Linked DNA regions of Homo sapiens: region 1 is linked to region 2. The links are chromatin contacts, found by Hi-C or POLR2A ChIA-PET in ENCODE. All regions are on one chromosome and are shown on one strand. Each heading gives the region's core, a stretch centred on a gene start or an enhancer-like site at or near the end of the contact. The rest is flanking DNA. Distances are from core to core; before and after follow the strand shown.

The links. Hi-C counts contacts between places; a loop is a spot of excess contacts on that map. ChIA-PET counts read pairs that join two places held with the same protein, here RNA polymerase II (POLR2A). Pooled maps may share reads with other maps.
Region 1: a map with no recorded cell type shows a loop between it and region 2 (2.7-fold over the local background). The contact joins the enhancer-like site here to the promoter of MACC1 in region 2. A Hi-C loop is called at or near these places in 2 of 37 single-sample maps with no recorded cell type and 2 of 50 pooled maps. POLR2A ChIA-PET finds 5 or more read pairs at or near these places in 1 of 52 experiments (OCI-LY7).

Annotation. Positions count from the first base shown.
Region 1 is chr7:24,907,690-24,913,664 of GRCh38, forward strand. The region is part of intron 1 of OSBPL3 (oxysterol binding protein like 3); the gene reads right to left. Among named protein-coding and RNA genes, the nearest start is that of OSBPL3, 70 kb to the right of the region's middle. RefSeq lists an enhancer at 2,991-3,140. Within about 2 kb of position 3,587, at least 4 of the 41 ENCODE cell types and tissues checked have a DNase peak (open chromatin) inside an H3K27ac peak, as active enhancers do; they include OCI-LY7, where a contact is called at or near this core.
Region 2 is chr7:20,215,140-20,221,890 of GRCh38, forward strand. It overlaps MACC1 (MET transcriptional regulator MACC1), which reads right to left and starts at 2,245. Exons shown (of 7, transcript NM_182762.4): 1 at 2,160-2,245. GIRGL (glutamine insufficiency regulator of glutaminase lncRNA) reads left to right here and starts at 2,438. Exons shown (of 4, transcript NR_134569.1): 1 at 2,438-2,483; 2 at 3,117-3,224; 3 at 4,444-4,617; 4 at 6,204-6,561. RefSeq lists enhancers at 2,070-3,269, 4,689-4,838, 4,755-5,284, 4,849-4,978.

The DNA.
Region 1 (5,975 bases), core at 2,337-4,836, 4.7 Mb after region 2:
TCCATGAAGCCTTTTCTCAACCCCTCTCCCACCCCAAATGCGTTTGTTTCCTCTTGGACTCTGCTTTCCTTTTGCGCTACCTGAAAGTATTAGTCACGTTTCCTGCACTCTGACTCACTCTTCATATCCTGACTGCTAGATGTTGGGTCTATATCTCACTCGGGACTGCATTTTATTCACCTCTACATTCTGTGGAAAGTAATTTACAAAGACTGGTAGCAATCTTTGTTGAGCCAAGGAAAGAGTTCTCAGTGTGAGCACATTTATTTATTCCCATAGGAGACTTCTGTCTTTACTGTTCACTGGAATCATTTGGGATTACTTATGTATTTCAGAATATTTCAGCTATTCCTTCCTTGTGAGATCTCCTTGCCATTTTAAGTCTTTGGCCACAAGAGACATCATTTCTCTCTTTTCTCTGACTTGTTTCAAATATTTCTAGTACCATAGAGATGTTATGCCCAAAGCATCCTTCTTTGGGGATTTCATTTCCTGGTTCCTGCCACTTTCTATCACTAGTTAATGCTTCCTTGTTGGCTCAGAAAGAAACCCAGAGCTATCATTCTCTGCATTATTTTTTCAGTCTTCTTAAAAATTAAATGATCGGCAAAACAAGTCAAGAGTTTATCAGAAGTTAGCCGAATGAAACATCCAGTGGGTGATTATCTGATTGAATCTCCTTTTTATCAGCACATGTGGTATTCATTCTAAAGTTTCAGTTTCTGAGAAGAAAGCGCCCTCCATAGCCTCTATCTGGCCATCCATAATACTGATCCTATTACAATCTTTCTTCCCTACCATGCCCTCTTTACCCAGGGATTCATCATTAAGGTCTAGATTTCCCCAAGACTGCTTCTTTACAGTAAAACATCCCCTTCTAAAATCATATTCTAGTCACGAGAACCACGCTAACCGTGGTGAGACAGATCCAGTGATGCTATCTATATCCAAGTTTTAATGTTTCAAGTTTATTTTGCTTCATTCTCATAAGCTGCACAATGGCAAAGAGCTGCAGGTATTTTACCAACCAGCTGCCCAGGCTTTTTTAAAAAGAAATTACTGATGTTCTCCTCCTCTGTTATTGGTCTTTTTATCTTTGCTCTGCCGGTTGTTCTCTAGCCAATCAAGTTTTAACGTTTTTTCCTTCCCATCAAATTTCAGTTCAACTCTCTTAAACAAGTTAGCAAATCTCTTGCCAAACACACTTGTCCTCAAAAGATGGCAAGAGCCTGCTCCACAAACCAAACTCGGCTTATCAACACTATCTGTGCTGTAGTTACTTTGCGTGTCCTTTTCAAGCACATGGTCTACCTTTCCCCAAAAAGTAGAGACATCAAACATCCCCCTCAAGTTCTCTACTTTTCTACCATGACTTCACAGAACTCATGATACATTTGAGGTTTCTTTTGACATTTAGAGTGTTTTTACCCAAACCAGTGAACGGGGTGATAACTGATAGATCTGATATTTTGGTAAGTTAGCATGCATGCCTTGGCTTGTTATCCAGCAATATCCACTCTCCCCTTCTTTAATAATAGAACTCTCGAGTTTTAATGTGGTTCATGGGCATCTAATAAGAGGCTTTCACTTCTAGCATTCTTTGCCGCTTGGTAGGGGCTTGTGACTAAGGGCTGCCAATGAGATGTGAGCAGAGTTGTTTGTCTTCCAGGTCATGGTCCTAAAAAGAGATACACATGTTCCCTGCCCTTTCCCCATTCCTGAGAGCTGGGAGGTGGTGATAGCTGGACCCAGAAATGAAAGACACACTGGTTGAAGACCATAGTGTCACCATGCCAGCCAAGGAATAACAATATCTGAACAGTTACATGAGAGAGAAATAAACTTTAATCGTGTTAAAGTTACCTAATTTTTGAATCTCTCAGTTACACAGGTATAGCACAAATAACATTGGCCCTAAGAAGCTGGCATGCCTTCAAATTAGGAACCTTAGGTCACCTCTGTACGTCTTAACAGAAAGCTGCCAATCACCTCTGTCCTGGCCAGCTTCCTGTGCCAGAAACAGGAACCTATGGCAGTAAGAATCCTTTTCATTATTTGACAAAATAAGGAAAGCTACTGTTTTTTTTTTCTTTCTTTTTTTTTTTTTTTTTTTTTTTTTGGAGACAGAGTCTTGCTTTTCTCGCCCAGGCTGGAGCGCAGTGGCGTGATCTCAGCTCAGATCTCAGCTCACTGCAACCTCTGCCTCCCAGGTTCAAGCAATTCTTCTGCCTCAGTCTCATGAGTAGCTGGGATTACAGGCACACACCACCATGCCCGGCTAATTTTTGTACTTTTTAGTAGAGATGGGGTTTCGCCATGTTGGTCAGGCTGGTCTCGAACTTCTGACCTCAGGTGATCCACCTGCCTCGGCCTCCCAAAGTGCTGAGATTACAGGTGTGAGCCACCGTGGCTGGCCGAAAGCTACTATTTTCAATTTGAAGGTGTGTATTACCCTGGCCTGAAATAATCCCAAATGCTCAAAATAGGATAGATGGTAGACATCCAATCTTCAAATCATTTTCACCTTCTCCAGCAAGCCAGCCCCTTTCATGTTGCATTTATCACCCACGTGGTCCCAAGAGTCACTACAGATCAGGATGAATCAATGTTCTGAATGGAGAGAGATGAGTCCATAGGTCCTATGACAACTCCTCCATTCCTGAATGGAGAAATCAGAAATGGGCTGAGTTTTCCTCCTCCTTCTGCAGCTTAGCTACTCTTACTTGTCCTTCAACACCTTACAAGGAAGAAATACTTATGAATAAATGTGGGCTAATAAAGGAAGCTACAGTGGAAAGACAGGTGGCAAAAAGAAGACAGGCACACTGATGAAAACTCAATTCAGTATATATCCTATAAAGTAACTACTATGTGTCCACTGCTGTGCTAACCCTTCAGTGATGGAAACTAAGTGACAGAAACTTAATCCAAGGAGGAAACCACTGTGATCAAGGAGATAAGATGTCACAAATGAAACAAGCCAGAACACACCCCAGGGTGGGCCATCTGGTAGGTGCTATGGGCAGTCACAAGGGAAGAGCTCAGTGGGGCTGGAGTTGTGAGAAAAAGCTTAGGAAGAGGTGGCCTGCAGGGAGCCGTGAAGATGTGGATAGGGCTTGACTAGGTAGAGAGAAGCATGGAGGACAAAGCTGTGAGCTGGGTCGGGAGGGGCACCTCCTGCAACATTTCTCAACCCCGGCTGCGTGACAGGATCACCCTGGGAAGCTTCTACAAAATCCCAAAGCCTGGTGCCATTTCATACTAACTGGTCCAGACACTGGGGATGAGGCCAGGGCAAGGGCATCCTGAGACACTCCCAGGTGATTTGGATACACAGCAAGGGTTGAGCCACTGCTCTAACATAATCTTGCATCCAGAAATGACAGATTTACTCCACAGAACTGCCTTCTTTAATTTTGGTATTTAATTTTGTTTGAGCATCTTATGCCAGACCTATGTCTGCTGCATCCAATTTATACCAAATTGAAATGCAAAGCAGGATGTGACTTAGCAGTTTAAAGGGTAAGAAAAGATAGCACCACCCAAGAACTTAAAATAACATCTGGTGGTTTGAATTTTATCAGTGGGTGTTATTACGCTCCCTTAACCGACAACTGCTTGCGGAAGCTTGGTAGAGTTTTAACAATTGGCAACCACAGGCAGCATTTCATTACTTATCTAAAAAGACTATCAATTGAGTTACTATGAAATGTGAGCATGAAGTTTTAAAACTTCCCTATTTCCTACAAAAATCAACTTATCATCTTTTCAGAAATGTAAACAGCCAGCTAACAATGGGTAATGCTCTATAAGTGCTAACTGAACACTCTCAAATAACAAGAAACAAAATACCCTAGTGGGTCATGTATCAGATGTACACACTTCAAGTTTGTTTGTCCACTTAACTAAAAATAACCCTGGGACTCAGAATCTAAGCTTAAACCAAATTCTATAAATCGAAGTCCCCAAGATATATTTTGGAGGTATCCTTCCAAAACTGCAGGGGCGATAATAATTCCTTGTAAGAGAATCACTAATTTAGGGAACATAGGTGGGGAGAAAAAGGGATACAGGAAGTTTTACTCACTTCTAGGGGAAAGAAAGATTACTGCAAAAAACTTAACCTGAGACACTTTTAAACTAGTGCAAACTGGAAAAAAGAGAGACATAAAAGGAAAAGGCAGAGTAAACAGGTTTTAAAAAGGTGGGGTGGTTACTGGTAGACTAGAGCTAAAAGGCAAGAAAAACCTAAAAGCACCTCTGTTCCCAATGCTAACAATGACATGGTTATTTTATTCTCTCCAGTAGAGTGTATAGATCAAAAGCAATTTGAAGACTGTCTCATCCTTGTTTTTGTTTTTTCTTAATTGACACGGTAGGTAGTAGGTTATTTGTTTATCAAATTGATAACCTGTGTTCCCTCCCCTTCACACTAGCTACTAGAAGGTTTTTACTAAATTTTATCTCCGAAGTAAGAAAATATTCTCAAGTATCCATTTATCAAACTTTAAAAATTTGTGGAAAGATAGATCCTAATTCTTTAGGAGTTTACATCTAGTAAGAATGTTACCAAAAAATAATAGTTCATAGGAATTACAAATCAGAAAATGTAAGTCAAAATGTGGGATGTAAGTAATGTGTTAAAACTCTAAGCTGGATTCCATCAAATTAATTTTAAAAATCAAATTCAGCAACCAGGGCCTTGATCTTCCTTGCATATTCCCCTATGTTGCAGATTCACTGCAGACATCCATTGATTTAGGGAGTTTAGCACATTAAGGGCATTCTAATAAACCATTCTGTGCTTACCGTTTTTCATCAAAGAACTCTGAGTACTATGCAAAAGGCAACTCTCCCATCCTCACACCCAAAGACAGAACAGCCCCAGCACAGAACAATGACAATCATAGCTCCTGAAAATGAGAAGCACCCAGTCTCCAGACCCAAGGCAGACGTCAAGGCTTATTTATGGCTTAGAGCAAGCTGATGCCAGTTCTGATTCATCATTACTGGGTGTGGAAGATGTATTTTTCAAAGACGACCATACCAATGTACATCCCATCCCACATGCTCCTCTAACAAAGTGACCGTGACACTTCTTCATCAATAGATGGCTTCTATATTCCCATCCTTCAAATTTGAGTGGCTTCTAATTATGGCAGAAATGATGCTTCGTGACTTCTGAGGCTGCATTAGAAATGGCAATGTAACTTCCACTTGTCCTGTTGTCTCAGGGTGCTTGCCCTTCAACTCAGCCACCACGATGTGAGTAAGCTCAAGCTAGCCAACATGGAAAGAACACATGGAGAGATCCATTCGGAAAAGAATGGCGACCGCCTCACCTCAGCCGATAACCAGCATCAACCCGCAGACATGTGACTGAGCAAGGATTCAAATGTCCCAGCCTCCAGCCTTCCTGCTGTCCCAGTTGCCAGTGAGTAGAGCAGAAACTATGTCTTTTCATCAAGTCCCACCCAAATTAAAGATGTCAGGGATACATAAATATTGTCATTAACCTACCAGTTCATCGTCATTGTCTCAATTTACCAAGTTTTGGGGTTGTTTGTGACACTGCATTAGATCGCTGAAACCCCAGGCAGGAAGCCCTGGCAGACCTCCAGACTCAGCAGGTGGGAAGCATGAGAACATGGGGTGAAAAAGTCTCCTAGGTAAGTCAGCAGCAACACTCTCTTCTCCTGTCCCTCAGGCTAGCAGGCTCCTGCTACCAGAGCATCCCACTCCTGCTGGGTAGGTCAGACTCAGAAGGGGGCTCCTTGACCAACAAACCCTGACTCCCTTATAAAGTCACTTACAAGAAGCAGACACGGTCTAGTGTGGGGGCCAATCAGCTGACAAAGGCCGGTATGTGTCTGATAGTGACAGACACATCACAAAGTGACACTGGGAATCTAGGACTGGGCACAAAGATGAAAAGACACATGAACCCCTTAAAAACCCTGGAAACATTCCTTTCA
Region 2 (6,751 bases), core at 995-3,494:
AAGAAAGGTTTTTGAAGGTGTCTTTTTAATCCCCTGATACTGAGCATCACACTTTCTGTGGAGTGACTCTATGAACAGCATGAATGACTAATGAATTAGCACTTACTCTCTTTAACTATTTATGAGGTCATATCTCTGCTAGTAGATAAGGATCCCCTCAAGGGCTGTGCATGAGTTTCTTCTAGCCTCTAAACCCAGCCCAGGGGGAGTATATTGCAGGATTGCTAGAAATCTTTGTCAATTGAATGAATGACACTTCCTAGAGACACTACACCATAGACGGCACTTGACAACAACAAAAAAAGCCACCCTTTTAGAAGTATACAGTGTTCAGTGCCTCTGCAGCTTTCCTCCACCTTTGGAGAATTACAAGTTTCATTCTAATTCTATCCTGGACTTGCTGACATAGGGTTTACATTTATTAATATATGGCATATCACATGTAAAACTCTGCACAGTCATCTGAAATGCTGGTTGTTATCACCTTCACTTATCACCAAATGCCATAAGGGATGTTTAGTCTTAATAGACACCTAGGCATATGTGTGGTCTTTCAAGAAAGAATTCTCTAAAAATTCAACAGACATGTCTTCAAGTTCAAAATTAGTATAATTCCAAAATGTCTTTTGTCCTCCAAATCAGCCAATACATTTTAAGATAAGATGGTGTTTAACAAACTTTGCCTTAATAGTTTTTATTATCTCTAAAACACAAACAGATAAAAATATTCTATTTGTAAATTAGCTACAAGGAAGTTGAGAAAACTGGAATAAATAATATTTTTGCTTTAAGTTTTAAAAATGAGTCATAACTAAAGCTTTTAAGCAAATTGTAACTAATAATTATGACTTCATAATTTCTAGATTCTGTACACTACCCATGAAATCATATTAAAAATCGCTATTATGAATAAAAGATAATCATGTAATTAAGTTCAGGGGGGCATAAAAGAATCACCACTGAGGTTAAGACAACTTTAAGAATATACCTGAAATTCATCATTATCACCCAGTAATTGCTATGTAAAAACCAGACATTAACATAGATAAGTCAATATCAATCCTAAATTAGACCCACTGAATATAGACTTAAGACATTTTTAGGAAATTAGGAAGACCTTTAATAAATGGAAGGCATTGGAATTTTCACTACATGCTTTTTGATCTTAAAAATAAATTTTTTAAAATCTATCTTTATTAATTGTGGTAAAAAACTTAACATACAATTTACCATCCTAACCATTTGTAAGTGTTTACACTTACAAATTTTAAGTTCAATAGTATTAAATATATTTACATTATTGTACAGTCTCCAAGTGTTTTCATCTTGTAAACTGAAACTCTATATCCATTAAACAACTCTCATTTCTCCTTCCCCCAAGCCCCTGGCAACTACCATTCTAAGTATCATTTATGTGAGTTTGACTACTCCAGATACCTCAGGTAAGTTGAATCATCCAGTATTTGTCTTTTTGTTTCTTTGGTGTGTTTTCCAAGCTTAATTGAAACTTAATTAGGATGAAGCCAAGTTACCCTCCATCATGTATCATCTGTCTATTCAGTACAATGCACTGTGCTAATTTAATGACCCCCTTAACTTAATTACATGATTATCTTTTATTCATAATTTAATGCTATTAACCTAATGAGGTAGGTTATGCACACACACTTTACAGATGAGGAAACTGAGACTTTGCGAGGTGAAACATCTTGTCAATGGTCATAAATCTAATAAGCAGTGGGGCTGCTGATTGCAACTTTATCTATCTTCAAAGCACAGTCTTTTTAACATACCTGTATGCTTTTTGAGATATTTAAAGTTTTTAGGGGATTTCAGCCATCTACATATTTTAAGCAACTCATAGAGTGTTTTGTTTTTGCCTTTGATGGTTAATGTGACCTGGGTTCCTCCTTTTTTTTAAAATAAACTACTTTATTCTAAACCATGTCTCAAGGTATTATTCTATTCTATGTCATGAGGTTTATTCTAACACATGTCCCATAAGCCCACAGAATACCAGTTACCTTCCCTTTATTTAAGCAGGGCTTGATTTGTTAAGCAGCTGGTTTGTTACATTTTTCTGGAAATTATACAACTTCCTAGTGTGTAGCACATATCAATAGTGAAAGGAATATTATTTTTAAAAAATCAGCACTTACATTTGTGGAAGTGAGCCCAAGCTTCTTCAGTTCAGACACATGGTTTTAGTGAATAGAAGTCACTCTACCAAACCCGGGTACTCTTCAAACATGCCTTGCTCCGTATGCAGGCAGGCAACTGCACCCCTGCTTCCTGAGCCACCTGGGACTTGAAGTTCTACCACTGTGGCTCCAAAGCTGCCCAACTAGAAACCCCAAAAGGCAAGAGAACTACGATACCCACAATTCAGGCTCCTCACCCGAAACCAGAAGAGGGCGTATGGCTAGAGTTTCACCCTAAGAAGAAAGGGGAAGCAGGTGGAAAAGCAATTAAAAAAAAATCAGGTGAGTATATCTAAGAACCATCTGTAAATATAATCTTATTTCCATGAAAGGAAATAAAAGTGGTTTAATGTTTGCCAGGGAGTAAGAAGGCACCCTCAGTGTTAGCAATAAGTAAAAAATATTTATGCAAGCAAATCCTCATGCAGCTGGAACTTGCCCCACCAGATTCTCTTTCGGTGATTCAGAGCTGAAGGTGCCTCACTGCCCTGTGGAACAGGTGAATAAAGCCTTCCCAGGTGAGTGACAGTGTCTAACTAGTTCCCCCTTTCCCTCTACATCAGCACTGTGATTGTCACTCAAAGACATAGACATATAGACATAATGGAGACCTTTTGGCATTTCATCTTCTAAAATGCTCTGGATTTTTAAGATAACACTTTAAAATGTGCCTTTTAAAATATAAGCAAGAATAAAGTTTTCTTGATATTTTCTTCCATTTTACTTTCCATTTCTGTGTTTTGTGTTTTCCTTCTGTGTATTTTGTTCAAAATTCAAGAAAGAGAAAATTAGGGGAAAGGGGAAAAAAGGTAAAACTTAGTGAAATGAAATGTGCAATAATTGTTTCACATTTTTTTCCAACATCAGCAACAGAGAATGTTTAAAACAAATGTGTTTCTCTATTTGTTCATACAGCATCTCTCTCTAGCCTATTATCTCCTGTTAGACACAGCCCAGAAAATGAATAGAGACAAGTCCTGGCTGGGTCTGGGTTCAGAAACATAATAGAAGGATTCATCTAATGTAAGTAGATGGCAGAATGGTGACAAAGAAAAAGTTTCCTTTCCCTTTTCTGCACTTTCTCTCCTACTGTTCTAACCACCCCTTCCTCCCTGATGCATCCCTGGCTTCATGCTGCCAGATCACCTAATCCACCCAGATTCCCTTTGAAGTTTCCCCTTGACTCATCCCACAATCCAAACTGAGCTGTTCTGTTTCTTTTTGTCACAGGTTCCTCAACTCTCTACTAGAACCTAGCTTTCCTTTATGTCATTATATTATTTCCAAAACAAATGGTTCTTAATTTCCCCAAACCCTACAGAGGGCATTCTGCATGGCATTTCTCCTCCCTGAAACCATTTTTGCTCATCTTGAAATGTTCAGAGATTTCATTTTTTCCAAAGCTCAATGAAAAACACTCTTCAAGATGTCCTTCTCAGTTTGTCTTAATCTGAGTTATTCTCTTCCTCCTAATCAATTTCATAATATTGCATCTGCTCCTCTCATAACACATTGTATATCTCATTTCATTGGTTTACATGGGTGTGTGTGTACCTATGCAGTCTTACATTCCTATTTGAAGGCAAGGCCTCATTGTATCCCTACTTCATTAACTCATTAATGTACAAGTAGATGTTTGTGATAAACAATCAACACATAAAATAACTGAGATGTTAACTCTAAGGTGTGTGTGTGTTAATGCCTAATGCCATCTTTATGTCTCCCGGAAAACATTTACATTTAAAAAGCTACCTAAATGCCATGCATGAGTACTGTTATCAGAATCCCCCTGCAGTCTGGTCTGGTGTGGCTCCCACAGCCTTTATTTGCAGAAAGGCAAAGCATTAAATCTAGCAATTGAACCCTTGACAGTACCCGAAATGAAAGCCCTAGTGGGTCAGCACTCACTGTTTACCAGCTCCAATCCCTGCTGTGCACTTGCCTTTCTAACAGCTCCCCAAGGACTGGGCTCCCTAGAGTCCTCAGTCCCATGGTCCTGGAAACCTGGCCCTACCTCTATCTATGATTTTTGATTATCAGCTCCAGCATTTATGGATCCCTTCTCCTATTATCTAATCTACGGGCTCTAAAGATTAAACTGTGCACTTTGGACTATTTAAATAGTTCTTAACCACTGATCTCCTCCCTCAGGGAAGGGAATTCTTTCCACAGTTGCTAGTTCCTCACACCTCTGCCTCTATGGGATTCTCCTGGTCCCCACATGCTCTGCTGTGTCTTCTAGCTGTCGGCCACTGTGGAGGAAGTGAACCTTCTAGATCCTGCTGACTCATACAATGAGTTTTGTGTGGACCATCAGACAAAAGGGCTGGCTGGTGAAGGTGGCTGTTGTCTGGAAATTCCTCCCAGCTCTCCTCTAATTATGTCATAAGGACTGGAGGCCCCTTAGCCTGCTTGTGTGAGTATCACCAGCTATGTAAAGTTGGGGCCTTAGCTCATCCTCAGCACATGGCTCAGGATCACTTCCTTAAGAAAGTCTCTTCTGACCTCCTTACCCCTACCATGTTTCTTGTACTGACTTACGCAATGGTCACAACCAACATAGAAGCTGAAATCCCAATGACTCACTGTCCCAGCTGCGCTTGTAGATAAGGGAGAGGCAAAGCACTTAGAATGGCAATCAGACATGGCTATCTGGGACCAGGAATTAGGAACTGCTGACACAAAGAAGCAGGGACAGAAGAGAACTCACTCTTGTGGTGAGCAGAGGCAGCTGTGCAAACAACCTGCTGTTCCGGATGTGACTGTGGTGGCCGTGGGGTGCAGAGTCCAGGGCTCATGGCGTTGGTCATGCAAATTGTGGTTCCTGGGCCTTAGCAGAAACAAGGAACCTATTCAGTGGCATTGCTTTGGGGGCTGCTCTGGCTTCGTAAGCTGTGTGCCTGATTCTTAAGCCCCTCCCAGCAATTCTGGGACTGAAGTTTGGTGTGTTGCTCTTCGGTTTAGATCTGCCACAGTCATTTGCTGTTGCTTGAAGCTAAAAACTCTGAGTGATACGAACCTCTCACACAACTCTTACCACGTTGTCACTACCTACCCCAGTATATTTAGATTCCATCAGATCAAGTACTGGATTTTATTTATCTCTAAATATCCTAAATCTCCACAGTGCCTGGAGTACATGTATATATATTTGACCTACATTAAACTGGTCAATAAAATGAGGAAGTCTTGCTTAAAGTTCCTTCTAACTTAAAATTTGCCTGACCACATGGAAGCTGTCAGGTTGCTCATTAATGCAGAGGTAATTTTTTTCTCTTAACTAGGGTTAGAATTTAGACTCTACCCCTTCTCTGTATCTCAGAGGGAGCAGAACTAGTGGTTTCCTACACTGGAGAGGGAACTCAAGCACACAAGCTATTGCTTATTGTTATTTAATAATCAAAAGGATTTTTGTTTCCTTTTTTCTTTTTTTTTTTTGTATCCTTCAGTGACCTATGTCGTATGTTAAAGTCACTCATGTTTGGCCCCTGTAGTACAAATATACCAGAAAGAGTGATAGGAAACAGCATATTCCCCCCTTGTTCAGATTTTTCTTAGTATGACATTATCTTGGAAAGAGAAAGGCCACATTTGCAAGTTTGGAAGAAAGTTCCCCCTGGAGTTTTTTCTCTGTCCTATTTCAGTATGTATTGACTCTCAGAACCCGGGCTGCTATGACATCCGTTTTCTGGGTCACTTTGTCCCTGAGTCATTATCATCCTGTAACTTTCTGAAAACATTTGACTATGCCATTTACCAGTTAATTTCAGTGAATAGCTGAAATCATAGTAAAATGTTAGGGCCAGAGTAAATTTAGGTCAGATTGATTTTATTGCCCCAGATTAAGAAAGTGAGCCAAGTTGTTGTTAACAATTTCATAGTTTCCTTCATCACATCTTTTCGGAGCCTTACTCAACCATAAGATGAATCATCCATAAAATGACCCCCACAAAGCTGTGGTTTACATGTTCATCACTCTTTTCTGTCATTTGTTGCTTTCAGGATAACACGCAAGGAAATATGGGCCAACTCTTCACATGAACACAAGATATTTCCATGCTAGCCTTTTGCAAGTAACAACAGAGAGAGCTCTGTGCAGTTTTCACTGGAATGCCTGTGGATTGCTTGTGTCATAACTGTAATCTAAAGAGTTGTCCATTTGTTGATTCCTTTGTATTTGTATTGGTAGAATTGCCACTATCAAACCAAGATCTTTAGCTGCCTTTGTATCAACTTCTTTGGAGCTTATGTGATTTTCCAGAAAATTTCCAAGGCATAGTTTTGTCCCTAAGTCCCATGAATATGTAATATTTTGTGTCTCTCTATTAAAATAGCACTTTTTGTGCATTCCATTAACAAATATATGTGTATGTGTCTGTGTGTGGACAAACATATCAATTACTTCACCCACTTTAGTGGGAAAAATAATTTACTCTGAGTTTCTGGAATACCAGATAGTGAGTAAGTTCTTTGAGAATGGAATATCGATGTTTAATTATATTCTATAAACCCAAGACAAGGGGGTGGCAGATATTCCTAATTCATTTTCC